7 separate regions of the Mus musculus genome follow, and regions 1, 2, 3, 5, 6 and 7 are each linked to region 4. A link is a loop called in an ENCODE intact Hi-C map of the cell type or tissue named here. Cell type or tissue: heart. All regions are shown on one strand.

The links. Peaks named below come from ENCODE experiments on the same cell type or tissue, not always from the same donor. Only the 100,000 strongest peaks of a DNase experiment are listed, where the experiment ranks them.
Region 1: a loop joins it to region 4, with 2.3 times the contacts of the local background. A loop is called at or near these places in 5 of 42 quality-filtered maps.
Region 2: it touches region 4 in a loop (13-fold over the local background); 5 of 42 quality-filtered maps call a loop at or near these places.
Region 3: a loop joins it to region 4, with 11 times the contacts of the local background. A loop is called at or near these places in 2 of 42 quality-filtered maps.
Region 5: it touches region 4 in a loop (7-fold over the local background); 2 of 42 quality-filtered maps call a loop at or near these places.
Region 6: a loop joins it to region 4, with 9 times the contacts of the local background. A loop is called at or near these places in 5 of 42 quality-filtered maps.
Region 7: a loop joins it to region 4, with 2.8 times the contacts of the local background. A loop is called at or near these places in 3 of 42 quality-filtered maps.

What each region holds. Positions count from the first base shown.
Region 1 is chr9:6,393,197-6,397,196 of GRCm38, forward strand. It overlaps a transcript of Pdgfd not described here. Among named protein-coding and RNA genes, the nearest start is that of Ddi1, 130 kb to the left of the region's middle. In heart, no CTCF peak of the experiment used is centred here; no DNase peak of the experiment used is centred here.
Region 2 is chr9:6,667,027-6,671,026 of GRCm38, forward strand. No RefSeq gene overlaps it. Among named protein-coding and RNA genes, the nearest start is that of Gm23097, 37 kb to the right of the region's middle. In heart, a CTCF peak has its summit at 1,632; a DNase peak (open chromatin) is centred at 1,625.
Region 3 is chr9:6,428,761-6,432,760 of GRCm38, forward strand. It overlaps a transcript of Pdgfd not described here. Among named protein-coding and RNA genes, the nearest start is that of Ddi1, 160 kb to the left of the region's middle. In heart, no CTCF peak of the experiment used is centred here; a DNase peak (open chromatin) is centred at 2,291.
Region 4 is chr9:6,166,515-6,170,514 of GRCm38, forward strand. It overlaps Pdgfd (platelet-derived growth factor, D polypeptide), which reads left to right and starts at 1,972. Exons shown (of 7, transcript NM_027924.3): 1 at 1,972-2,404. The coding sequence starts at 2,281. In heart, CTCF peaks have their summits at 2,013 and 2,677; DNase peaks (open chromatin) are centred at 1,957 and 2,747; H3K4me3 peaks cover 1,745 bases; H3K27ac peaks cover 1,903 bases.
Region 5 is chr9:6,422,542-6,426,541 of GRCm38, forward strand. It overlaps a transcript of Pdgfd not described here. Among named protein-coding and RNA genes, the nearest start is that of Ddi1, 160 kb to the left of the region's middle. In heart, a CTCF peak has its summit at 1,825; no DNase peak of the experiment used is centred here.
Region 6 is chr9:6,398,729-6,402,728 of GRCm38, forward strand. It overlaps a transcript of Pdgfd not described here. Among named protein-coding and RNA genes, the nearest start is that of Ddi1, 130 kb to the left of the region's middle. In heart, no CTCF peak of the experiment used is centred here; no DNase peak of the experiment used is centred here.
Region 7 is chr9:6,505,150-6,509,149 of GRCm38, forward strand. It overlaps a transcript of Pdgfd not described here. Among named protein-coding and RNA genes, the nearest start is that of Gm23097, 200 kb to the right of the region's middle. In heart, a CTCF peak has its summit at 2,325; no DNase peak of the experiment used is centred here.

The DNA of each region.
Region 1 (4,000 bases), 230 kb after region 4:
GACCAGCAGGGCTATATTATCTGAGTCAACACCACCTGGCCGGAACCTCCCCTCTGTCTACTGCCCCTTGACGCTGGGTAAAGTCATACATCAACTGGTTGCTATGTGAACAAAGATAAGCCCCCAGCCCACAGGAACAAAGTCCTAATGCCCTGTGTTCTTTCTGTTAATGTTTGAATAAGCCAATAGTGTGTCGCTATGCTGAATTCCACACCCCTAAGCCCCTTACTCCATAAAAACCCCTAGCTTTCAAGCCTCGTGACCAACATCCGTTATCTCCTGTGTGGGATACATGTCGGTCCAGAGCTCTGTAATTAAACGTCCTCATGTAATTACATCAAGATGGTAGTCTGTTCGTGATTCTTGGGTGCACACCGAATCGGGAGTTGAGTGGGGGTTTCCCCACTAGGTTCTATCACATTTATTCAGACTGGGCATGAACATACATGAATTGAACAGGTGAATGGACTGGTGCACCAGACATTAGACAAGACCTTAGAAAAAAACACAAAGAGGGCAGAGAACTTCTGCTCTAAGGCCCAGAGAGAACAAAGCAGGGCACCCCTAAAATTTCTCTCTACTTCTGGGACATTTTCCTCCCGCCTGATGCAGTTTCTGACTGTGGTCACCCGCCTGATTATTAAATCCCTTTTATTGAACCCTTTCTTTCTTCATGCCTGAAAAAGCAGCTTCTGGAAGCTGCGGCTAACTGCCTGTTACATTCCTAGATCCTGATTATCTCACTGCTGAACTGAAGTGAATCTAGGGCATGGATTTAGTGCTGCTCCAGCTTAGCCCTTACCAACCTTCTCCGGTACGAATTTTCTTTAATTATTTTCTTCTTCCATGGAGGTCCAAACCAGCAATGCTTCTTCCAAATGTCCTGTGCCTTTCTCAGGCTCCATGTTGGTTCGCCAATCTGTTGGGGCCGGCCAGTGGCTCACATGTCCGGGTTTGAGCCTGGAAGGCATCTTGGAACCTGGAAGAAAAGAGGGAATCTAGGCAGCACAAGATCCTGATCAAAGCTCGATTTTAATATTCGGAAACACCGAGTTATAAAGAAGGGGGAGCGGCCCATTCCCGCCAAATCATCTTCAGAGTCCAGCTGCACGGTACAACCTATATAAACTGGCTAGGCAGCAGGAGCAGCAGTGAGAGTAGCAGAACGTTAGGGTGGCAGGCTCCAACCCTGATGATCTCCTGGTGATAACAGTCAAGCCTGATCAGTCTGAATTCCGGCTAAGGGGTGGGGGAGGTTACAATCATCCAGATATATCCATCTGCCCAAGAATTTCATGAATTCATTGTTTTCAATAGCTGAATAGTACTCCATTGTGTAAAGGTACCACATTTTCTGTATCCATTCCTCTGTTGAGGGGCATCTGGGTTCTTTCTAGCTTCTGGCTATTATAAATAAGGCTGCTATCAACATAGTGGAGCATGTGTTTTTATTACAAGTTGGAACATCTTCTGGGTATATGCCCAGGACTGGTATTGCTGGATCTTCCCGTAGTACTATGTCCAATTTTTTGAAGAACCTCCAGACTGACTTCCAGAGTGGTTGTACAAGCTTGCATCCCACTAACAATGGAGGAGTGTTTCTCTTTCTCCACATCCTCGCCAGCATCTGCTGTCACCTGAATTTTTTATTTTAGCTGTTTAGATTGGTGACAGGAGGAATCTCAAGGTTGTTTTGATTTGCATTTCCCTGATAATAAAGGATGTTGAACATTTTTCAAGTGCTTCTCAGCCCTTCGGTATTCCTCAGTTGCTAAATCTTTGTTTAGCTCTGTACCCCATTTTTAGTGGGGTTATTTGAATCCCTGGAGTCCAGTTTCTTGAGCTCATTTTATATATGGGATATAAGTCCCCTATCAGATTTAGGATTAGTAAAATTCTTTCACAATCTTTTGATGCCCTTTTTGTCTTATTGACAGTGTCTTTTGCCTTGCAAAAGCTTTGCAATTTTATGAGGTCCCCTTTGTTGATTCTTGATCTTACAGCACTGGCCATTGGTGTTATGTCTAGGAATTTTTCCCCTGTGCCCAGATCTTCCAGACATTTCCCCACCATCTCCTCTATAAATTTCAGTGTCTCTGGTTTTATGTGGAGGTCTTTGATCCTCTTAGACTTGAGCTTTGTACAAAGAGATAAGAATGGATCAATCTGCATTCTTCTACATGATAACTGCCAGTTGTGCCAGCACCATTTGTTGAAAATGCTGTCTTTTTCCCATTGGATGGTTTTAGCTCCCTTGTCAAAGATCAAGTGACCATAGGTGTGCGGATTCATTTCTGGGTCTTCAATTCTATTCCATTGCTCTACCTGTCTGTTGCTATACCAGTACTGTGTAGTTTTTATCACAATTGCTCTGTAGTACAGCTTGAGTTCAGGCATGGTGATTCACCAAGAGGTTCTTCTATTGTTGAGAATAGTTTTTGCTATCCTAGGTTTTTTATTATTCTAGATGAATTTGAAAATTGTCCTTTCTAGTTCAGTGAAGAATTGAGTTGGAATTTTGATGGGGGTCTTGGGAGTTTTTGGTTGGGAGACTATTGATGACTGCTTCTATTTCTTTAGGGGAAATAGGACTGTTCAGATCATTAATCTGATCCTGATTTAACTTTGGTACCTGGTATCTGTCTAGGAAGTTGTCCATTTCATCCAGGTTTTCTAGTTTTGTTGAGTATAGCCTTTTGTAGTAGAATCTTATGATATTTGGATTTCCTCAGGTTCTGTTGTTATGTCTCCTTTTTCATTTCTGATTTTGTTAATTTGGATACTGTTCCTGTGCCCTCTAGTTAATCTGGCTATGAGTTTATCTATCTTGTTGATTTTCTTAAAGAACCAGCTCCTGTTTTGGTTGATTCTTTGAATATTTCTTTTTGCTTCCACTTGATTGATTTCAGCCCTAAGTTTGAGTATTTCCTGCCATCTACTACTCTTTGGTGAATTTGCTTCCATTTATTCTAGAGCTTCTGGGTGTGCTTTCAGTCTCCTAGTGTATGCTCTCTCTAGTTTCTTTTTGGAGGCACTCATAGCTATGAGTTTTCCTCTAAGGACTGCCTTCATTGTGTCCCATAAGTTTGGGTATGTTGTGGCTTCATTTTCATTAAACTCTAAAAAGTCTTTAATTTGTTTCTTTATTTCATCCTTGACCAAGGAATCATTGAGTAGAGTGTTGTTCAGCTTCCACGAGAATGTTTGCTTTCTATTATTTATGCAGTTATTGAAGATCAGCCTTAGTCGGTGGTGATCAAATAGGGTGCATGGGATAATTTCAATATTTTTGTATCTGTTTTGGCCTGTTTTGTGACCAATTACATAGTCAATTTTGGAGGAGGTACCATGTGGTGCTGAGCAGAAGTTATATCCTTTTGTTTAAGGATAAAATGTTCTGTAGATGTCTATTAAATCCATTTGTTTTGTCCATGTGTCTCTGTTGACTTTCTGTTTCAAGGATCTGTCCATTGGTGAGAGTGGGGTGTTGAAGTCTCCCACTATTATTGTGTGAGGTGCAATGTGTGATTTGTGCTTTACTAAAGTTTCTTTATTGAATGTGACTGTCCTTGTATTTGGAGCATAGATATTCAGAATTGAGAGTTCATCTTGGTAAATTTTACCTTTGATGACTATGAAGTGCCGCTGCTTGTCTTTTTTGATAACTTTGGGTTGGAAGTCAATTTTATTAGATATTAGAATGGCTACTCCAGCTTGTTTCTTCAGACCATTAGCTTGGAAAATTGTTTTTCAGCCTTCCACTCTGAGGTAGAGTGTGTCCTTATCCCTGAGGTGGGTTTCCTGGAAGCAGAAAAACGTTGGGTCCTGTTTGTGTAGCCAGTCTATTAGTCTATGATTTTTTTTGTTTTGTTTTTATTGTTGGTGAATTGAGTCCATTGATGTTAAGTGAATTTAAAGAAAAGTAATTGCTGCTTCCTGTTATTTTTGTTGTTAAAGTTGGAATTCTGTTCCTGAGGCTGTCTTCTTTTAGGTTTGTTGA
Region 2 (4,000 bases), 500 kb after region 4:
CACGCTGTAGACCAAGCTGGCATCAAACTCACAGAGAAAGTACTGCTTCTGTCTCCTGAGTGCAGAGATTCAAAGAGTGCACCACTGGTAAGCATGCTGTTTGAATACCGTTTAAAGTATTAAAGGCTAAAATAGAAACACAAGAGTTATGAAAAGAGGCAGGGCTTTAGAAGGCAGGGGAGGACTTTTAAAGCTTTGGGTGTACCTGAATTATCCCAAATGATTGTGGAAGCAGCCAAGTCACTGCCCCCACTCTGGGTAGGGGACATAAATCCTCATTTTCAACAGATTTTTCCAAAGATGGTGGCCCTGTTATTTGCAGCCCCCAAATCAGAGCCCACTGCCAGTACAATTGATGACCATTCCAATCACTACATGAAGTAGACAGGCGATAACGTTAGCAAGTGAATGATAAGCATGGCCTTGTTTTGTGCTGTTGCATAAAAGGAGGAATTTGAAGTGATGGGCTGGTTTTAATATGAGGAGTGGGTACATCACTGTGTTTACTTGATGAAATTTTACTGGTTCATTTATCATTTGCATGCATTTCAGTATACAATATAATTGATGTCATAATAAAGATGTATATAGGTCAAGAAAATAAGGGGGGCTTTTTTCAAAGTGGCCTAGGGACAAAAACATTTTGTTTGAGGATTCCCTTAATTTAGGGAATTAAAAGTAAAAGTGGATTCATTCTTGTTGTTAAAGAGCACATGAAGAGGGAGAGTAGTAATGGACGGGTATTTTTACAGAGTTCGGACTGGAATGGGAGAATATCTTTCAAAACATACAGTCATGTATGAAATTCTAAGGATCCACATTCAGATACTTGTTCTAATAATAATTTGCCATATGTCCTTGTCTCTAGTACTACTATATGATACTAAAAGATGTGTTGCAGGGAGTCTATCAACAAAGAGAAACAGAAAATCAACTGAACAATTGCTTCATACTCGGGGAAACTGGAGTGGGAAACTGGTGTTTAGTAACAGAAATATAGAGCCCCAAAGGACCAGTTGCTTGCGTCTTGAACATTAAAAGTCAAATACAAACAATGCTTGGCATGATCCCTGAGCAGTTTCTGAAGAATTGACCAGATATTTTTTTCTCAGACATTCCTTTCAAGAAGTGCTTTGTTACAGGAATCATTTCCAAGAATCTAGTCACAATAGTCACAAACACCGGTCCTTCCTTCGTTGGTCTAAGGAATTCTTGGCATTTGGAGAGTCACAGGACTTTCTTAAGTTAGAGGAATGCAGTCTATGCCTCTATGCCGTGTGTGCCTGAGACTGCATGTGTTCAAGAAGTGAAACAAGTCTCATGGCGCCTATAAATTACCAGCACTGAGGGGCACCAGGCAGGGCAATTCTCTGCATTTCATTCTGTGCAACCTCTTACAGTTATGGGATGTCATTGTTCAGTCTTCGGCACTGGGCAACAACTCTTTACGATTATAATAATCCTACTGAACACATGTGCTGTGCAGAACCCTTTAAAATCCTATTTGTGCGTTGTGAGTTACACAGACCAGGGTTTTTGCCAGCTGGGTCCAGTGCAGGCTGTTCTGGGTCATGACTGAGCGCCAACTGACTCGATATTATTAGTGTGGTGTACTTTGATCGCCTCCTGGTGTTGATTCTGTGTAACAGCAGCTGACATCTGACTGGTAGTTTTCAAGCAAATAAATAAAAGCAAAAGATGAATGGATTGACCTGGAAAGCTGGTCCTACAATATCTAAATGATTACATCAGTGGTAGGTCAAGAGAGAGACGGTGAACAGACAAAGAGGACCTTGGGATATTCTACAGCAATATCGCTTCTTTGCAATTTTGCAGTCTAAAGCTTTAAAAGGCTTAGCTTTGAATTATTGTAACATTCATCTCACCTCCCAGCAGTATCGAGTTTGGCACAACATTTCAAACAAAAATCCAACAGGATTAAGTGACCACTCGTTAATTTTAAGCAACACATCTGAGTGTGTAGGATGGATAGGTCCAGCACTCTTTGTGAGGACACTGTGTGGGATGTTAACAGACTTAGTAGTCACAGCAGCTTCTTTATGCTCATACCACTGAAAGTATTTGTGGGGAGATATGAATTCTACCTGTGCAATAGTCTGAATACTGAAAGATACTGGTACTGTGTCTACATGTGAAATTAAAATTTTAGGTAAATACGCCAGCCTGAGTTTATCTCCAGATACCAATGCTAACTTGAGCATGTGGTAGCCTAAGCCAGGAATGTCTTGTGCTGATCCAGCTCCCAAAGTCTTTGTTATAAAGGTTTGGTTTTCATGTTTTATCTATTACTCATGCTAATATGGCTATGACCCCCTTTTTTCTTTTTTTGAAAAATAGATTACTTTCTCAAACAATATATCCTGATTATAGTTCCCCCTCCCTCTACTCCTCTAAGTTTCTTCCCACCTCCCCTCCCTCCCAGAACCACTCCCTTTCTGTCTCTCATTAGAAAAGAACAGGCTTCTAACATAACAACCAAACATGACAAAATAAAATATAAAATTAAGCAAAAACTATCATATCGAAGTTAGACAGCAACCGAACAGGAGGAAAAGGGTCTTGAGAGCAGGCATGAGAGTCAGAGACCCACTCATTCTTACAGTCAGGAGTCCCTTTAAAATACCAAGCTAATACCCAATAACGTATATACACACACACACATATATATGTATATATATGTATACATATATATGCATATAAATATATATGTATGTGTGTGTGTGTGTGTGTGTGTGTGTGTGTGTGCGCGCGCGTACACACACATACATATATCCTGGTACAGGTCTGTGTAGTAGGCCTTGTGCTTGCAGTTTCAGTCTCTGTGAGTTCATATGTGCCTGTCTTAATTGATTCAGAGGGCTTTGGTCTCCTGATGTCCTCCATCCCCTCTGGCTCTTACAATCTTTCTGACTCCTCTCTAACAGGATTCCTTGTGCTCTGAGAGGAGAGATTTGATAGAGACCTCCAAATTTAGACTCTCTCTCTCTCTCTCTCTCTCTCTCTCTCTCTCTCTCTCTCTCTCTCTCAGTAGTGTCTGGCTGTGGGTCTCTATTCCCATCTGCTGCTGGAGCAAGCCTCTATAATAACTGGATAAGGCATTGATCTATGAGTATAGCATAATATCATTAGGAATGATTTTATTGTTTTTTAGACCAGTAGTGTTTGTTGGTTACTAGGGTAACTAGGTCTCTGGACTATCTAATCTCTGGTTCTTGGTTATCCAAGCAGTGCTGGGTGTGGTTCCTTCTCACGGAGTGGGCCTTAGGTCCAATCAGACATTGGTTGGCTACAAGTTCTGTGTCACCATTCGTCTACAATACTTTATAGGCAGGACAAATGTAGGTCAAAGGTTTTTGAGGCTGGGCTGATGTCCACCTTTCTCATTTCGGTAGCTCACAGAGTATCTTCCCACACCAAGGAGACTCGTAAGGATAAGGGCTCCATGTAGGCACCAGCTTGACTTCTCTAAGTTCAATGAGTTGTGCAGCTGTTGTACTCAGCAATGAGGTCCTGCTGTTCATTGTCTCAGCAACAGTCTGGGTTGTTGGGGGATTTGAATGGGACCCTCTTGACCAACAACTCTATTGAATGTTCTCTAGTCCCATCATGGGAAGACTCACCTGACTACAACAGATGGCCAATAGAAACTCAGTACCACCACCACCCTCCCCAGTACTAGGAGTCCTCATTAGGACTGCCTTCATAGATTCCAAGAAGTTCCCACTGTATTAGGTTTCCACACCACTCCCTAAATGTACCCACAATTCCAGCGGTATCTCCTCAGATTCTCTCCCTCTACTCCATCTCCCAACTACCTGATCCCCTTCCCATTTCCATCTGCCCCCAGTCTACCCACTAAAACCTATTCTACTTCTCTCTCTTTACTCCTCCTGTACCTCTCTTTACTTAATATCCCAGGATCTGTGAATTATAGGTTGGTTATTATTTGCTTAATTGGTAGTATCCCTTTATAAATGAA
Region 3 (4,000 bases), 260 kb after region 4:
TTGACTCATGTGTATTTAGCAATAATCATAATGTCCCCCTAAAATTAAATAGATTAGTGACTTACTCAAGTGTTATTAAACAGATAAAATAAACTCTAGCTGTGGACCAAAAGTTTGATTTGAGTCATCACAGTGAAGACACTGTAAATCTGACATTAGGCCATTCAATGACACCTCTACCACAAACCCTTCATTGAAGGAAATCAAGTAACCATGACAAGTGGCCTTGAGCCAATGTTGCAAGTATCTACAATAAGCAGAATTCCAAGAACATATTTAGAATGCATTGAGATCACAGCAAATGCTTAGACTTGAGGGGAATTGTTACATAATAGTCTTGAATTGATGTCTGTTCTTGAGGACCTAAAATAATGTTACTAACAGTATCATAATCAAATAAAACATGAACTTGCTTGAAATACAACCCACCGTAGATAGTGTTTGTTTTCATGTTGACTCTAGAAGCAGGGTAAGGGAGTCAATATGGAAGGAAAGACTCAATAGAAGCCCATGAAACATATCTCATTGCCATTATCATCAACAGAAGCAATACTTGGGACTTAGGAATGTAAAGTAAGGCTTCCATCAAAGATTTAAAGAATTATCAGTGGGGTCATATTCCCCTTTGAACTCTTCAGAATCTTTGGAGAACCTACAACCAGAGACTGTTGCAATGGTCACAGATGGTGATTTGAAAACTCCTGCTGTTCCTTTTGTATTAGCTTAGGGAAACTCAGCATGAATATGAGCACTTGCATGCAACTACTGACCTGAAAAAAACCTTTTATGCACGTTCTCAGTAACACATAATGCATTTGAATCACCATAGTCAAACACTATTAGCACAAACAGCATACCCTTACATTCTTAAACAGAGTATTGTCAGTTTTTCTCAAAAAGAACCACAGTTGTCTCCTTCCATCAAACCTTACACCAGACCACAGTATCAATGACATTGCATTCTTTATGTCTGATGATGAGAATTTAGAAAACACTATAAATCCTTCAGTAAGACATGCATAAAGTAGGAATGAGAGAGAAAACCTACAGACTTCAGGTACCTGATACTTCAGTGAAGTAAATGGTTCATGCTCACACAATATGTCAAGATGATCCTTTCAAGATGGAGAGAGAGAGAGAGAGAGAGAGAGAGAGAGAGAGAGATTTTCATTCTGTTACCTATCAGGGACAAGATCAGTGATAGCTGACATGTATTCTAGAATTGGGGAGGCAATTTATAAAATATTTTGTGTGCCGTTTCAACTCTTAGACACATAAAACTCTGTCAGTGGGAATGAGAGCAAGAGAAGACTTAATGCAAGTTTGAGCCACAAAACCAGCCAAGCTGCCAGTAGTCTTTATAGCAGATAAATCAATAGCTGAGATAACAGACCTAGCACCTCTGATAAGTACGAGCACTATATGGGGAAATTTAGCAGCACCAAATAGTAGAAAATCAACAGGTATTTCTATGATTTGAAAGCAAACCCGAGCTAATTTCTACAGCTAATACTATTCCTCATGATAAAATACTTTCTGAATTGATGTTGGGCATTTGTAGAAACTTAATACCTAAAGAGGGCATATGACATGGCCATGGGACATGAGCTTATCCTGATCAACTAGATTTCTCTGATCTACTTACTAATGAGGGTGGATGGCTGCCAAGACTATTATTAACCAAGTGTCACATTCAGAAGGCCAAGCTCATTCAGGGCTTGAAGTCTGAGTAAGAAATTTGCTCAGGCTCCTTCAGATCGAATTCTCTTGTATTGACTACTTTGCTTTAGTTCATGTCTGTGGCCTCTGAGGATATTTTTTATACCCAGATTCCAGGAAGAAGAATTTGCAGCCACATAGGCCTTGATGACATCATAGAAATAGCAAACCAAGAACAGCTGTTCTAGCAGTCTTACTCAGACAAGCCCCTAAAGCAGTGGTTCTCAGCCTTTCTAATACTGTTACATTCTTTAATACAGTTCCTCATGTTATGGTGACCCCCAACCATAAAATTATTGTGTTGATACTGCCCCAACCTGCAGTATTTAAACAGCAGGGTTCTCGAGGGGAGGGAGCTACAATGACAAATTTTGGGATCAGAAAGTGCGAAGGAAGGAGACAAGACAAAGATTCTGTTCATGCTTCATTTATTCAAGGGAAATAGGGGGCTTGTTAAAGCTGAAAACCTCAATCAGAATTTGCTCAGATATGCAGACCAAACCAGTGGTGTTAGGTAACACATTAAGGTCAAAGGAATGTCCCCATTGTAAAAAGGTCCGGAAAGGAGTGCCCTCATTGTAAAAGGAAAGGAATGCTCTCATTGTAAAATGTCCTGAGTCAAATATGGAACGGAAGCAAGATAGTGGAAGAAGCAAAAGAGTCTTAGATAATGGCCCAGGGAAAGGATTCCAGGAGCTTTCCAGGTCCCAACAGATTCTTTATAACTGTAAGTTTGTTTCTGCTATAATAGTAATGTAAATATCTGATATACAGGATATCTGATAAGTGATCACCCCCAAAGGGCTTAAAACCCTCAGGTTGAGAACCACTGCTCTAAAGGATAGCACTAAAGAAAAACACTTTCAGTGTACATGACTTCAGTAGTGCATTTGGTTGACCACTCTGTCTCAGGCAGTTAGAAAAGCTGACAGGAACATGAAGAAGTGAACGACATCTGTAGAGGAGGTTTCATAATTACCCAGATCATGACAATGCATCTTCTGAAGCAAAGATTCTTTTTTTTTTTTTTTTTAATTTTTTATTAGGTATTTAGCTCATTTACATTTCCAATGCTATACCAAAAGTCCCCCATACCCACCCACCCCCACTCCCCTACCCACCCACTCCCCCTTTTTGGCCCTGGCGTTCCCCTGTACTGGGGCATATAAAGTTTGCGTGTCCAATGGGCCTCTCTTTCCAGTGATGGCCGACTAGGCCATCTTTTGATACATATGCAGCTAGAGTCAAGAGCTCCAGGGTACTGGTTAGTTCATAATGTTGTTCCACCTATAGGGTTGCAGATCCCTTTAGCTCCTTGGCTACTTTCTCTAGCTCCTCCATTGGGAGCCCTGTGATCCATCCATTAGCTGACTGTGAGCATCCACTTCTGTGTTTGCTAGGCCCCGGCATAGTCTCACAAGAGACAGCTACATCTGGGTTCTTTCGATAAAATCTTGCTAGTGTATGCAATGGTGTCAGCGTTTGGATGCTGATTATGGGGTGGATCCCTGGATATGGCAGTCTCTACATGGTCCATCCTTTCATCTCAGCTCCAAACTTTGGCTCTGTAACTCCTTCCAAGGGTGTTTTGTTCCCCCTTCTAAGGAGGGGCATAGTGTCCACACTTCAGTCTTCATTTTTCTTGAGTTTCATGTGTTTAGGAAATTGTATCTTATATCTTGGGTATACTAGGTTTTGGGCTAATATCCACTTATCAGTGAGTACATATTGTGTGAGTTCCTTTGTGGATGTGTTACCTCACTCAGGATGATGCCCTCCAGGTCCATCCATTTGGCTAGGAATTTCATAAATTCATTCTTTTTAATAGCTGAGTAGTACTCCATTGTGTAGATGTACCACATTTTCTGTATCCATTCCTCTGTTGAGGGGCATCTGGGTTCTTTCCAGCTTCTGGCTATTATAAATAGGGCTGCTATGAACATAGTGGAGCATGTGTCCTTCTTACCAGTTGGGGCATCTTCTGGATATATGCCCAGGAGAGGTATTGCTGGATCCTCCAGTAGTACTATGTCCAATTTTCTGAGGAACCGCCAGACTGATTTCCAGAGTGGTTGTACAAGCCTGCAATCCCACCAACAATGGAGGAGTGTTCCTCTTTCTCCACATCCACGCCAGCATCTGCTGTCACCTGAATTTTTGATCTTAGCCATTCTGACTGGTGTGAGGTGGAATCTCAGGGTTGTTTTGATTTGCATTTTTCTGATGATTAAGGATGTTGAACATTTTTTCAGGTGCTTCTCTGCCATTCGGTATTCCTCAG
Region 4 (4,000 bases):
GAGGAGGAGAGTTAAGAGGGTAACAGAGGCAGAGAAAGGCATAAAGAAAGAGAGAGCAGAGAAATAGAGGCCGGCCATAACCAGGATGAGAGGTGGGGAAGGGAATGGGGCAAGAGGCAAGAGAGAGAAGCGGGAGTAAGAGAACAAAAGAGGCAAGAGAGCCAGGAGGGGGCAAGCAGCCTCTTTCAGAGTGGGCCAGGCCTACCTGGCTGTTGCCAGGTAACTGTGGAGAGGAGCAGGCACTCCTTCCCCTACATCTCACCTCACTCCCATAGAACATATTCTTATATTTCTTTACTTTTTTGTGATCACAACAGGGACTGCAAAGCTGTGCTTATTTTTAAGTTTGTGTGGTGGCTATATGTGTGAAGCCCAAAAGCTAACACTGAATTTCTCTATTGTTTGTTTTGAGCCGGTATCTCTGGCTGAATCATGAGCTTTCCCTTTACACAAGTTGAAATCCGGGGATCTACCTGTTTGCGTTACACAGCACTGGAGCTTCAAATGCATACCACAGTGTGCACAAGTGTGACACAAGTGTGATGTGTGTCTTCAGGTACTTCGCTGACTGTACCATCGCCTGTGAGCCTACTTTCTATGTTGCTTCTCTGTGTCTTTCTCCAGGGCAGATTATATACTTAAACAGTATAAACAGATTTTTTTTTCTTCAAGGGGATTCAAATTTTTCAATTGTCGGTCACATCAATAGCATGTACTTTCTTATGCATCAGCCCATAAAACAGTGATATCCATAAAGCAAGAACGTCTTACATGAACTTGATCGAGAACTAAGAGGGCACTACATTCCATTTTACTCACTCAGAAATAGTGCTGAAATGAAGTTACCCACATGTATATCCTCTTCAGTGCTGGGTGGTAGAGTAACTTGTAAAGTCTGTATTGTCATAACCCCCTCCCTTCTCAGCCACTTCTAATGAATGAATATCATGTATGTCCTATTCTCTAGACTTTCAGGCCTTAAAGATGTTGGGACTTTTGTATCACAAACGTCACTGATGAACAGCTGAGGAAATATGTATGCTTGATTGAGATTCATCTACCAAAAAAAAATCATAGAACAAAATTAGTTCATCTAATTCTTGCCACAGTCACACAAATCATTTCTATTTGTGTTTTGTACCAAAAGACACTGCATTTCTGGGGTCCAGTGCTTTCTTGCTTTCTTTCCTCCCACTGTTTTTTTTTTTTTTTTTTTTTTTTTTTAACCTATGGCCAAATATCCCTCCTTCATTTCTTCTATAGTATTAACATATTTAAAATCTAGAAAACATACAATATTCACAGGATTTTGCTTTGTTTTTTGTTAAACAGGGTCTTCACGTAGCCCAGGCTGGCCTGAAATGGAGTTCACTATACTGCTTAGGTTGGCCTTGAACGCTGACCCACCTGCCTTCACCTCCAAACACCAAGATTACTGGCATTCACCACTCCATCTAATTTATTTATGTGTGTGTTCATTTTCTGTTGTTGTTTGAGACAAAGTCTCTCCTTGTAGCCCTCTTCTGCCTTTGCCTCAAGGTGTTCAAACAGTCCCTGCTTCTCTTCCTGAATTGGTAACTGAGCCTCAAGGCAAACTCAGCATGGGCTTCTTTGTGATTGCATTTCCTGTGGAAGGTGGAGTGAAGCCTTGCTCAGTTGATTTGAGTTCTAGTATAATAGTCCTAGCAGATTCCAGTAACCAAGGCCAGCACTTAGTGGGCTGTCAGAGGATTTGACCACTCACCTCTAGATAAGTTCTATCCTCCTTTCACTCCTCCTGACCACTTTGTGCCCTACTCCTGGCCAGTTTCTATAAAACCCTGGGAGACGGGAAGGGTCTGGACCACCTTCAAACTCATGCTCAGTGACAGAGCTATTTTGGCTGGGACTGTGAGCCAGGACTCCAGGATCCCTGTTCCCAGCCGCACTGCCCAACAACTACACAGCCTCCCTTCCGCAGAAGAGCCAGACGCTGTGACGCCGGCTCCCTGCAGCCTGTGCTGCAGCCGCTGTCCACCGGAGGGGGGCGAATCCACGTCAACCTGTTGTTTGCCCAGCTCCTATTGATCAAGTCAGAGCTACAAGGAAATGCGGCACACACACGCGCTTGGAAAGTTTAGCTTACAGGAAGTTTTGGGAGAGCAGCGCCAGTAACTGGGCGGCCGGGACAACACAGGCGGTGAAGGCGAGGGACTGTGCAGTAGAAATCCGCCGACTCAACCCTTTGGGCTTTATTTATTTACTTTTGGAGCAACGCGATCCCTAGGTCGCTGAGCCCAAATGCAACGGCTCGTTTTAGTCTCCATTCTCCTGTGCGCGAACTTTAGCTGCTATCCGGACACTTTTGCGACTCCGCAGAGAGCATCCATCAAAGCTTTGCGCAATGCCAACCTCAGGAGAGATGGTAAGCGATTCATTTGATTTGTGTTCAGCATTGAAAAGGTCACATTTGCTATTGTCAAGGTTCTTTGGGTCATTCACCAGACCCCACCTCCTCCGATTTTGAATTTTTCAAATGAACTCAGAAGGCATTCTCTGGAAAGGATTCTCCTGCCTGCTCCTCACCCTTCCCCACCCCCCCCACCCCCCGCTAAAATTGCCCCTCATTCTATAACTACTAGAGAGTGTTTTGAAGTGTCCTGGAGGCCACTGGGGGAAGTGCTGGAGTACACTGGGGGGTGGGGTCAAGTGGCTTTCTCCCTGCAACTTAGAATCATATCAGTAGGTGTGTGTCCTGGAGTAGTTGACACCAGGATGTGGGTGTCTCCTTCCAGGCTTTGAAAGCTGCAGGCTGTGCTCATCTTGGCATTGTGGTGGGCGGTGGAGTCCAATGGCCTTTACTGGATAATGTAATTCTTATTTATTTTTTTATTTTAGTTAGGGGAGTAGGGATGACACGTTTCAACACTGTGGTTATTTTTGCAGCAGACTGGCCATGTATAAATCATTTGTTTTCAAAAGAAGTCAGTGTTGTCCTTTATGTCCCTCAAGTGACTTTCCCTTGGAGTTCAACAAGGGTCAGGAACTAAGTGTGTGGGAGGCAGAGTTCCTGGAATGTTCTTGTAGCACAAGGTACCTGGCTTCTTTGGTTGGTTTCCTTTGTACGGAAGTTTTCCAAGCTCCTGAAATGGCTGTCCTAAGAAAGGTACTGAGTAAGCATGCTTGTTTTCCTGTCCTGTGCAAGATACATGGGAAAAATAGGTCCTAGAAACTCCTCATTGAGCTTTTCTCCTGGAACTTAGGCCCTCAGCTGTAGCCTGTGGTCCTAGCAAGGTACAGTCCTTGTGTTGGGTACCTGTAATATCCCAAGACATTTTTGGCTTTTGTTATCCTACATGAAGCTCATTCTCTTACTTGGTTAAAGTACCCAGAGCCTCCACTTGCTTCCATATCACTCCACTTGCTCCTCCCATCAAGGAAATCATTGAGTTGTTCTTAGTGGCTTGATTGAACTAGAAACATTTAACCATCTTGGTAACATGATAGTAGCCACCTTAGTCACTAATCAGTGTCTTTCTTGAATATGTTCTAAATTCAGACTTCCTTAAAAGGCTCTTGGAAATTGCTTTCTGATGACAGGTAGAATGTAGAACAAAGTGCAGTGTCTCCAAGTTATCCAAAGTGTTGAGGTGTGTGGCCTATGAACTCAAATCCCTACTGGATAGCAGTGTTTTTGTAAAATATTGTGATGGTATGTTTTGGGTGACCCCCCTCCCAATTAAAGTACAGAGATTTTGCTCTCAATTTTAAAGGCTAAACAAGGTTGAGTGTCAGTGTACAGTGCACATTTGCAGTTGGTTTTCCTGGATATTGTCTTCAGTATGTTGGGAACAAAATTTAAAAAAAGGGTGGGGAGCACTGGGGTCCTGGGGAAGAACGGAAGGAAAAAGATGCCCACACCCCGCCAGAGTTTCCCTATTCTCTGGTCAGTCAGGCATGGGAGGGCTGCTATCTACCCTATCCACTCATCCCTGGGTGGGCATTCCTCTATCCCACTCTT
Region 5 (4,000 bases), 260 kb after region 4:
TTTTTTTTCCCCCTTTTTTTTAATTGGGTATTTATTTCATTTACATTTCCAATGCTATCCCAAAAGTCCCCCACATGCTCCCGCACCCATAAACCTATAAAGTAGTTATTAATGTCCAGATGCAAAGGTAGCTCAGAGGGGTTAAGGGAAATATTTATGGTCATAAAGTAAATAATTCAAGGGTATAGGCATGTGACTGCATCATGGTCCAATCATTAAGTGATTAGAGCACGATTTTAATCCAAGTCCCATGTATTTAAGAGTCCATACATTTGACTGCTGCCCCTATTTCTATATATGCACAAGCATGTGATCATGCATGTTGATATATTTACCCATGCATGTTTTATGTTGTAATAACAGTAAAATACCTCATGTAGTTGGTAAGAGACACGGACAGAAGGTGAATAAAGTGTCCTGTCCCTTTGTTCTATTGGCCTGCCCAAGTGCTATTACTCCACTCTAATAGATTCTGTACCAATACCTGTTTCATTTTGATCCAATGGCAGGTGTCAGAGAAAGCACAGGTCACTGAAATCCAAAAGTAATTCTAGAATATGCTTTATGCAACATTCTGTTTTTTTTTTAATCTCTTGCCTGTGTTGTTATGACCATGGGGGTAGATCTGGGTGGTTCTATTTCCTTCCCATATCCTCACTAGAACAGGGATTCAAAGAAATCCTAAAGCTACCAAGGCTTGGCCATAGGAGGAAAGGTTAAATGAGAGTGCTATAAGAAAGGGCTTTATTGACATCTACAAACTTGACCACTGAAGATGTATAGCTAGGCATGGAGGTCAGCATGCCTATCATGTGTGAGAAAGCCCTGAGTTTCATCTCCAAAAGAGAAATAAGCAACCACAAGGATTTACTGGTTCTATTCTATAAATTAAAAGAAACCTAGCAGTGAGATTGAGATAGATACGAGTATTAGAGCAGACATGGATGAAACTAGGCAGCAATGGGGTTTGATTTGGGTTAGGGCTTAATCTGAAACTTGCATGTTTTCAGACTTGAGGACCCGAATCCAATCCCCAAAGAATTCACATATTTAAAAAAAGAATAAAAGAGGTTGTCATGGGTCTGTTTTTTGAATCCATGTGCCAAGGCTTGCAGGTCAACTCAACTTTCATACATATTGAATTCTAAACCAAAAAGAGATCCTATCTCGAAAATTGGAAAAGAATAAAAACATAGATAGTAGATAGATAGATAGCATCCAAAATATGGCAGCTAATGCTTGTTTCTCTCTTCTGTCTTATACATATTCACAAATAAATATAACACATGTGCATCTATAAGAACATGAATATGCCCATTCATAAACACAAATACACAAGATTGATTGAGCTGAATCAAGACTGTGTACTTTATACATAGTGAATATATCTTTGCTGACTGAATGATTATATATCAATTTGCTTACTTTTTATAAATAAACACTTTCTAGGACCTATATAGGCAAGTTGCCCAAGGTAGAGTGTAAGAAATATAAACTGTCTGAAATAAAATTAGTGCCCACTCTTTTTTTTATATAGCCATGGGATAAATAGATGACCTTCTTGCCAAAGGAAGGCACATAAGCCCACGTATCTATGAGACGTGTGGTCTCATAGATGGGCAGAACCATCTGCACCAGAGATAGTCTTGTGTTTGCTGTGCAGCCTGTGTCAGCTGCCAACTTCCAGAATGCTCTTGGTACTGTCCCTTTGCTCACTGCAGGCCTTCGGGTGTCTCTTAGCTATGTGAGTCCATGTTTCCCTCTAGTAGTTTTTTTGGAGAACTTATGATACTCAGATACTTAATATAGACTGCAATCAAATATTCCAACTGAAACAGTAGAGGGACCCTGAGAAGAATGGGAAGTGAATAGGAGAGTTTATATTTAGCCCTCACTGACAGTAGAGCCAGGAAGTTCACAGTGCCAACCTCCAATATTTTGTTTTATCTGTTGTAGAAGGTTTGCTTTATACCTTCTACTGAATAAACTGCATGGTGCAGTTGGCTTCCTCAGTGGTAGGAAGGGTTCTGCTTGGAAGTCCACCAGCCTGGTTTTTATTCCTTGGAAAACTATATTGCTTATTGACTCTGAAATTGGAAATTTTTAGTTTGCAATTGAAATTAGAACACAATTTAACAAAAAAGGCTTATCAGACTCCACAATGACCTCCCATACACCACTCCTTTAAGGCTTAATGAGCAATTTGAGTTAGGGCAAGAGTAAGTGCAGATTATGTGCTGGAAAATACTCCCATCTGTCCACTGGGACCTACATAAACTGACATCCAGTATTAGGAGAATCCCTCTTGTTAAATTGAAAACACTTCCACAGGCCACCAGGGAGCCAGGTAATTGTGACAGTATTTCTGGGCTAAAATCCAATCACTGTCACTGCAAATCAGAAGCAATGGAAAAACTGTCTTTAGGCTTTTAAAAATTTTTTTAATAATTTTATTAACTGTGCTACAGAATAGGGATAGGGAAAAAGAAGAATTAAGATCACAATGAAATTGGTAATGTCAGATTTATTCTCAATATCACTTAATGAAATTAGATCAGCATTTTAAAAGCTAATGTCTTTTTTTGTTTTTGTTTTTGTTTTTTGTTCGTTTGTTTGTTTGTTTGTTTGGTTGGTTGGTTTGGTTTTTTTGAGACAGGGTTTCTCTGTGTAGCCCTGGCTGTCCTGGAAGTCACTTTGTGGACCAGGCTGGCCTGGAACTCAGAAATCCACCTGCCTCTGCCTCCCAAGTGTTGGGATTAAAGGTGTGCACCACCACGCCTGGCAAAGCTAATGTCTTCCATTGGCCTCTTCACTAACCTCCACTTTAGGGTGTTTTTAATCAGCAAACTCAGAAAACTACAGACATGTTAGATATTTCTTTCTAAGGCTGTATGATGGGCATACTTAAAAATGTGGGAGGAGGAAAGAAAGCAATGGAGGCAGGAAGGGCTAAGCATACCACTCATTAACTGCTCTTCAGTCCCAAATCTACCACTTATTTCTTGCTTTTGTGATAATGGTAATTAAAGCATTAGTAAGATTGTCTAAGAGCATAAAAATCTGTGTGAGGTTTATGCATATATACATGTGTGTGCTTATGTGTACATGTGTGTGTGTGATGACCTCTTCTATCACTGCCATCTTATTTTTGAACAGAGTCTCTCTCTGAACCTCAAGTTCACCAATTTGGCTAGACTAGGCAGACATCCAAGTCCTCTAATACACTGCCTATATTTCCTCCACACTAGGGTTACTGGTGTGTGCCACTATACCTGCAGTTTCATTTTGGGGACTAGGAATTCAAACTCAGATCCACACACTTGTATGGTGAGTACTTTACTCACCAAGCTGTCATGCCAGTCCTACAAATACATAAAGTAAACATTGGCAATGACAGGCAATGGTGGAGGGAGTTTTTATAGATGGAGGGCTACTCTGTCCGCACTGGAGCACTACTGTTTGGTTTCTTTGTTCTTTCTACCACACGAATGTCAATGATGCTGATGATGGACTAGGTAGTTCCATCTACTTTTGGAAGCACCCAATTGTTTGGATGAAGACCCTAATTAGACCTTCTGATGATAAACCCTGATTTAAGTAGTTCAATTATTTGCCTAGCCACTTACATTCTAAATATCATCTTCTGCTTACCTTTTACTGGTGAAACTTTGGAAATTTCTCAATAAGTTCACTGAAGTATGCCTCCAAGAATGTTTAAATCTGAACAAGGAGAACTTCTTCCATGCCTGTTTCTTCTTCAGGAACTCTAATTCAGTCCTAAGAAATGCTTTAATGTTCTTTTTAAATACTTCTAGCTTCCTATGGTTCAATTCCTGTCATACCATTTAATATAATGTTTTATATTAAACTTTCCCTGAGTGTTTTGTCTCCTAACTGGAAGCTAATTGATACAGAATTGGTAGCAGGAGTTAGTCCCTCAAAGACAGAATTAGACAATGGTGTTGATAAAATCCTTGTGCTAAAGTTCTGTGTTGAGCTT
Region 6 (4,000 bases), 230 kb after region 4:
GGCTCCCTCACCTGCTCTGGCCATTAGAGCCCTCCTGGGTGGACACCTCTCCTCTGGAGGAGAAGGTGCCTGGATGCCTGGAGCCAGAAACGTTGGGTCTGTCCCAGAAGCTGTGTAGCTTCTGCAGTCTGCACTCTCACCTGTGCAGTCTGGTCTCTAAGGGACCCTGGGCACAAGATGGCTCTGTCCCCTGATCCAGCAGTCAGAACCCTCTGGAGGGGAAGGTATCTGGATGTCTGAAGCCCGAAAAGGGGTCTATCCCAGAAGCTGTGTTCCTTCTGCAGTCCTCACTCTCACCTGCGAAAACTTATCTCTGAGGTCCTGGGGCCCAAGATGGTTCCCTCACCTGCCCCTTTTAGATTTTTCTAGGCTGTTCTTCCTGCCTCCCCTTCATTCTTTATTTCTTATAAGCTTCTAGTTACCAATTGTCAAGTCATAGAAAATGGATGCTTACTTGCAGATGCACTGAAGGAAGGGATCATGTAAGGAGATTACATGCACAGTTGCCCAAGTGAGCAATTATTCTTAATAGAGCAGTGCCCTTTAAGAAAGAACACATTGTATAAACACATTCCAGTATCATATACCTTGTTGCACACTTCTGATTGTGAAACTGGATATTTATTTATGTCTATTTAGGAAAATTTAGTCATAGTCTATATGAAATCTGACTAAATAAAATTTTACTTTTTAATTCATGCATTCAATAAAAAATGCATAAAGACCTATTTTGTATCGAAAATGCTTCCAAGTGCAAACCAATGTCCAAACTCTAGCAGAGAATAAAACTGGAGAAGAAAATTTTAGGTGAGATAAGTAGAAAGATCAAAAACTCTTCCACCTGGGATAGGGATGTAATGAAAACAAGGAATAGAAGGTGTTTTTAAAGAGGACAAGGATAAACCCAGAGAATTTCACAGTGGAGTCGCAGGAAGGGAAGGAATGATCTATGAATGCTGAATGTATAAGTATTTACACTGTAACTCTTGCTTCAGCAATGCTTCCTCAAATGTGTATCTCTACTGTAATACATGGCACAGTCACTGTGTCCTTGAGAATTCAAGATAGCGGTGGGCCTTCAGTCTCCTTGAAAACCATTTAAATAGCAAAATCAACAAAAAGTATGAAAAACTACAAGAAAGGCCATTGCATTTTTTAAATATAGGAGTTGTTTGTTTATTGACTGATTGATTGATTGATTGATTGATTGATTGATTGATTGAAAGGGGTTGACATGTAATCCTGGCTGACTTCAAACTTGCTATAAATAGCCCAGGATGAATAATGTTAAATTTCTGGCTCTCCTACCTTTACCTTCTGAGTGTTGGGACTTGAGAGTAGAAGACAGGTTATTTAGCCTCATTTTAAGAGCAAGTATATTTTAGAGGTTCACAATGTCTATGCCTGTCTGTGAACATGAACTGCATGGATACCACATACTGATTTCATTTTGAAGAGGCAGAGTTACAAATATAGAAATTGTGAGAATGAGATTTGACTTGGTGCTATTTAATCACATGTCAGTCACATGCCAGGATCATTTCTGAAGCTTACATATGGTAAGTTTCAACGGTAAGTAGACTTTACAGCAATGAAACAAACTAGTATATAGTATAAATGATTTATACAACAACATTATTATGTTTCCAAAAAATGAAGCAGAGAAAAATTCATGGAACTTGCCAAATCATCAAGCATATAAAAGCCAGATGATATCTCTGTAGTTCAAATGCTTGTCATATCACAACACCACTTGTCTAATTCAATGTATAGGTGGCAGAATCTAAGACATTCTTTAGAAAGGATTTCTATCAAGAATCAATTCTGAGATCAGAACTAAAGATTCAAGTCAAGATTCATTTATTTAACTAATGGTCACTGAGTATTTATTGTGTGGTGGCATGATGCTAGGCAGCAAGTATCACATACAAGAAAAGGAGCAACAAAACAGAAACCAAATAAATACACCCTTCATAAAAGAATGAAGCTTATTAAAATAAAAACTAGTTAGAATGCCAGCAGAAATGCTCTCTCAGCAGGCCTAAAAGAAATGGGAAAATGAATAAATAAATTGTAACTAAGAGCATGTTAAGTAAAGGAAACAGAAATTGTAAAAGACCTGAGATAGAAATAAGCTAGGGGTGGTATAAAAAACCATGCAGATGGCCAAAGTGGAGGAGGGAGATAAAAAAATAATAATAATTCAAAGGGCACAAGGCCTATCATGTGGAGCCCAGGGCAGAATAAGAAATTTGTATTGTCTCTATTGTAGCAAAGATTTCATCTGGAGCATGGGCATGACACAATATGGCAAGATAGTACAAGGTCTTTGGTGCTCAGCTAACTACAAAAAGCAAGAGGCCTTGGCATCCTCAACAGGGAGAGGTGACTCCATCTCTGGAGGGCAAGTAAGGGAAAGTGAGATGCCATTTCCAAACAGTTGGGAAATAAATTTAAATGTAGAATGTCAAGGAAAGAGAGATCAGAAGGGATTCCAGGATACTACTTCTTAGATTACCTTGTCCTACCAGGCATTGTTTAAGGGTATCTGGTTCTCCTGGGTAGTTTACCCTCAATACATTGAAATAATCACCATGATTATTTTGCAATTTCTCCTTTTTTTTTTAAATATAAGTAGATGTAAGGAGCTTCTTTACTTGGTAAGATATCTGCTATGCAAGTAAAAGCTCTTATTTTTGATCCCTAGTACTCACATAACAGAGGTATATGTGTTCCCATACCCTTATAACATTAGAGAGCTGGTGGTCAGCCAGCCTATTCAGTGAGCACTCAAAGAAGCACAACAGAAAAGACACCAGCATGCAGACACACATGCATGCATTCACACATTCACATGCTTGTACACCACCTGCCCACCCTCCCAAACACACACACACACACACACACACACACACATGACAAACAAAAACAATATAGACAAGGGGAGGAGAGACTAAAGGCAAGGAAGAAAAATAGAGAAGGAAAGGGAGAAAGGAAAGTACAATGTGTTTCCTTATTTAAACCTTATCTGAACACTAAATACAATTTAGTTCTCTCAAAAATGAATAAAGCTGAAGGTTTGTGTGACAAATTGCTTCCTCCCATATCCATGCATGGCTCAGTGGATATACTTGAGTGTAACATAAAGCTCACACTCTGACAAGAAGTCTAAACAAATTAGCTCCGCTCAAAAATGCAGCTGGCAGTCTGCAGCCTAGACCAAGTTAGTGAACCAGTAAACAGAGTCATTGAGGGGAGAGAGGAATTATTTTGGTCAACTATTCATGGAGTCAAAACACAGACTAAAAATAAGTTATTAAATGCCAATACAATGAGCTCACCACAGTTGTCTGTACAGGAAGTAAAGTCATTTCCCATTTTACCTACAGGAAGAAACATTCTGTAACAGACATTTTAGCCAACTAAATAAGCTTTCACATCAGTCTTGGACTCATGCCTTCCTTCTTTATTTTCATAGGAATTGAACATAGAATAAAAGCCACAAAACTCTGAATGTTACAGACCTAAATTGAATCTTAGAACAAAGCAAATGAGACAAAGCCAAATCATCAGCACAGAGCTGTGTCCAGAATATGTTTCAATTTTTAATAGGATTTTTGTTCATAAATTCACTCAGTAATCATTTTGAGAATTGACCATGTTTCAGGTCCTGACCTTGTAGCAGGTGCTCAGAATACATCAGTGATTCATGCTATCTTGACTTTCTCTTGTTATACAGGAAGACATGGACAGGTAATAAAGTATCTGCCTCTGCCCTCCCCTTAAGAAACACTTCCTCCAGGTGGGGAGAAGGGTCAGTGGATCAGAGCAGTTGCTATGCAAGAAAGACAACCAGAATTCAAATCTGCAGTACCATCTAAATATCAAGGTACACTCAATCCCAACTTTGGGAGTCATAGACAGGAGGGTCCTAGAAGATTATTGAATTGGAGAACATTAGGCTCAATGAGCAGCCTTGTCTCAAAAAGATTAAGATGTA
Region 7 (4,000 bases), 340 kb after region 4:
AGTATATACAAACCATAACATTCCACTCCCTGGCTCCCATAGGCTTGTTCAAACATATGAGTCTATGGGGGCTATACTTAAACATAGCATAATGCAAAATACATTTAATGCTACTTGAAAAGTCCTCATTGTCTGTAGCAGCCTCAACAATGTTAAGTCCAAATTTCAAAGTCTTCTGAGATTCATCCAATCACTGTAACCCCCAAAGCAAAACAGGAAACCAGCTGGAAAACTCCAAACTCTGCATTTCCTTGTCTAATGAAAAAGCAGTCCTCAGATCTCCAACTTCTTTTTCATCTTTGTTGACTGCAACAAATCTTTGTCTTGGGCTTGTCCCATTGCCTGTTAGCAGCTTTCCTTAGCAGATAACCCATGGTTCTCTCATCTTGAACATCTTGGGACCTTCAAGGCAACTTCAATGTTACACTTTCTTATTCCAAAGTCTGGGATCCACACATGATCTTCTTGGCTCCTCCAAATAGCTGGTGTTACTTCTCCAGCTCTGCCCTCTGTAGCACTCTAAGCTCAGGTTGATTCACTCCATTGCTACTGCTGTTCTTGGTGATCATCCCACGGTGCAGGCATTTCCAATGTGCTGGGGTCTTCCACTGCAACTAGGCTTCAACAATAGCTTCTTATAAGCTCTCTTCATGGTGCCAAACTTCAACTTCTTTGAATGACCCCTTCAGTCCTGGGCTCTCAACTACAACGGAGGCTGCACTTTCACCAATGGCTTCCATGGCCGTTCACAGTGCCAAGTCTCAGCTGCTCTTCATGACCCCCTCAGAACGTTCATGCCTTCCTAACCAGTACCACCAGGGTGACTCTTATATATTACCAAGTACATGCAGCATGAAGTACATGCTTGTCTATCTCTGGAACACATCTTTTTGGTGCTTTCAGAAAACACTTCTCAAAAGATTTCACCTCAGTTATGCTGGTCTCTTCTTAATCACCACTAATTTCTTAGCTCCAGCTAACCAGCATCAATTGTCCCAGTAGTCCCTTCTCCTCTTGACTATAAAGCCAGAGATATATGGTCACCATGCCTGGATCTAAACTTAGCTAGGTAGGATCTTACCCCAAAGTCCCACTCACTTAATTCGTTATCTCCTTGGACACAGAATTCAGCTCCATTTCACTTCCTGGTACCTTTTAATACTTGAACCATATATTTTATATTTTTCCTTTCTCGGCTTGCTATGCTTGTTTAAAATGCTTTTCATGAGACTTAACCAGAGGAAAACAGTCTGTGATGGGCATCTCTGAGACTTCCTTTGTCAATGCAATTAATCTGACTCTCTTCATCATAGCCTCAGGTAGATTCTTCAGATAAGGGTCACAAAAACAGTTTCTAGGCTACATACTGAAATTCTTCTCCACTGAAACTTCCTGGGCAAGGTCTGTACCGTTCAACTCCCTCTCAGCAACAAAGTCTTCTGTATTTATAGTAGGATGTCCCAGTAAGCCTCACTTAAAGCATTCCACTGTTTTCTAAATACAAAGTTCCCAAAATCCACATTCTTCCAAACAAAGCATGGTGAGGCCTATCATAGCAGTCCCTATACCAACTTCTGTCTTAATTAGGGTTTTACTGCTGTGAACAGATACCATGAAAAAGAAGGGGGAAAAAAAAAGACATGGAGTTGGAAGGAGACAAGGTGGAAGAAGTCAAGGTTTGAAAGATATGGTGATTTAAATGATAATGGCCCTCATATGTCCATAAAGAGTTGCAGCAGTATTAGGAAGTGTGGCCTTGTTGGAAGAAATATACCACTGGGACTAAGCTTTGAGGTCTCAGATGATTAAGCCAGGCCCAATGTCATTCTCTTTTCTTGCTGCTTTTGGATCCAGATGTAGAACTCTCAGCTACCTCTCCAGCATCATGTCTGGGTTCATGCTACCATGCTTACTGCCATGACAATAATGAACTAAACCTCAGACTTGTAAGCCAACCTCAGTTAAATGTTTTCCTTTATAAGATTTACTGTGCTCGTGGTGACTATGAACATCCCATGTCTTAGTTAAAATTAGTATTGCTGTAATCAAACACAATAACTAAAGCTACTTGGAGAGGAAAGGGTTTATTCAACTTATGTTTCTACACCATCATTCATCATCAAAGGAAGAGTTATGAAGGTTCAAGCAGGGCAGGAACCTGGGGGCAGGAGCTGATGCAGAGGCCATGGAGGAATACTGTTTGCTTGTTTGTTCCACATGGCTTGCTCAGCCTGATTTCACCAGCTTAACAGTGCCAGTACCCACAGTGAGCTGGGACCTAACATTAATCACTAATTTGACACTTGCCCTATAAGCTTACCTAGAGCACCACCTTTTGGAGGCATCTTCTCATTGAGACTCCTTCTCTGATGATTAGTTTGTGTCAAGTTGACACAAAACTAACCACAGAGAAGAGGAAATAGAAAGAAATATTTTACTGTAATATGTATGAAAGTCAATAACAATAATAATAAAGCATTTAGGAAAGGGCCAGAATTTGTACCTCTATTATGTGAGAGGGCTCCAGAGTTACACACATCGAAGAAGGTAAGATCTTCATTTGTGTTTCTTCCATAACACTATGCTATGAAATTTGCTTTGTTTAGAGTCAAAAAGCAAACTTTTTGTTGTAAAGCAAATTCATTATAAGGTAAAAATGTTATTACTGTCAGTAGGGTAAAGATAGATTATGAAGGATTTTGTATTGACATAATTCAGTACCCATAAAGAAAAATTAAATTGAATATACATTTAAAATATATAAATTTAAAGAAAAAAGTTTTTAGGTGGAATTATAGGTGGTTGGAATAGCTGTTTTAGTTCTGTTGAGTGATTTTTAATGTGCTTGGTTAATGCACATGGCTGGAAGTGCTGAGGAGATAGGGAGGGTGTAGGAAGCAGCTTAAAGTAAGTGCTGTGAGGACATTCTGAGTGAGTGTGAACATTCCTTAAATGAGTTATCCATGCATACCAAAATATGCTGCTGCATTCCCAAGCAGCACATATGTGTAAATATTTTCCTTACTATATCTCTTGTTGCTAGTGAGAGCTAATCAGTAAAAACATCATGATTGAGGAACTGTACAATTCCTTAGGCAAGAAGAAGCTATGAAGAAGAGCACTACTTATTAATGCTATATGCGATTTTTCTACTTGTGAGAAAATGATTTCTTAGATGAAAAAAGAAAGTGACTCTTGATTAAAAATAAATGCTGGGTAATTTGAGCTGTAATTGATGAATCCTTACAGAGAACACTAAGCATTAAGACTCTTCCTGACATGTATTATTTTTATTCACATCTCAGGAGGAAAAGAAGGGATTTGAGCTAAAAAGGATGAGCCTGAAATCCCAATCATTTCCAGAAGGAATAAAATCCATGGTGTTTTACTCTAAAAATGTGTGTGTGTGTGTGTGTGTGTGTGTGTGTGTGTGTGTGTGTGTATGTGTGTGTGTGTTCATTTTGAAACTAGAGAGATGTCTCACTGGACAAAGTGGTACCCTTACAAGCATGAGAACCTGTATTTGATCTCCAGAATCCATGTTTTAAAAAACAAAACAAAACAATGGGCATAGTAGCACATATTTGTGATCTGAACACTGGGTTATCAAAAAATATAGAATCTCTGAGGCTTGCAGGCCACTCAGCCAGACAACTGGGTGAGTTCCAAGTCAGAGAAAGACATATCTAAAATGAAACAAAAAGCCTAGAAAACAATGGATGTCACCTGAGGAGAGAATAGGAACCAAATTGATCGTTATATTTCCAACTCTCTAGTTTTCAGATTACTTTTATGATGATTAGAATAATGATGCTAAATATGAGCATTCATCATCTAACGGTTTAGATACACTTTCTGCTATACAAGCTATGAGAACAAGACTGCAGTGCTATTGTGCAAGGCAGAATTGGGGAAGTTTGATTAGTGAGAAAGTAAGTGCAGATGAAGCAGATGATGGCATAATCACACATTGGCTAAGCAGGTGCTTAAGCAGACTTAA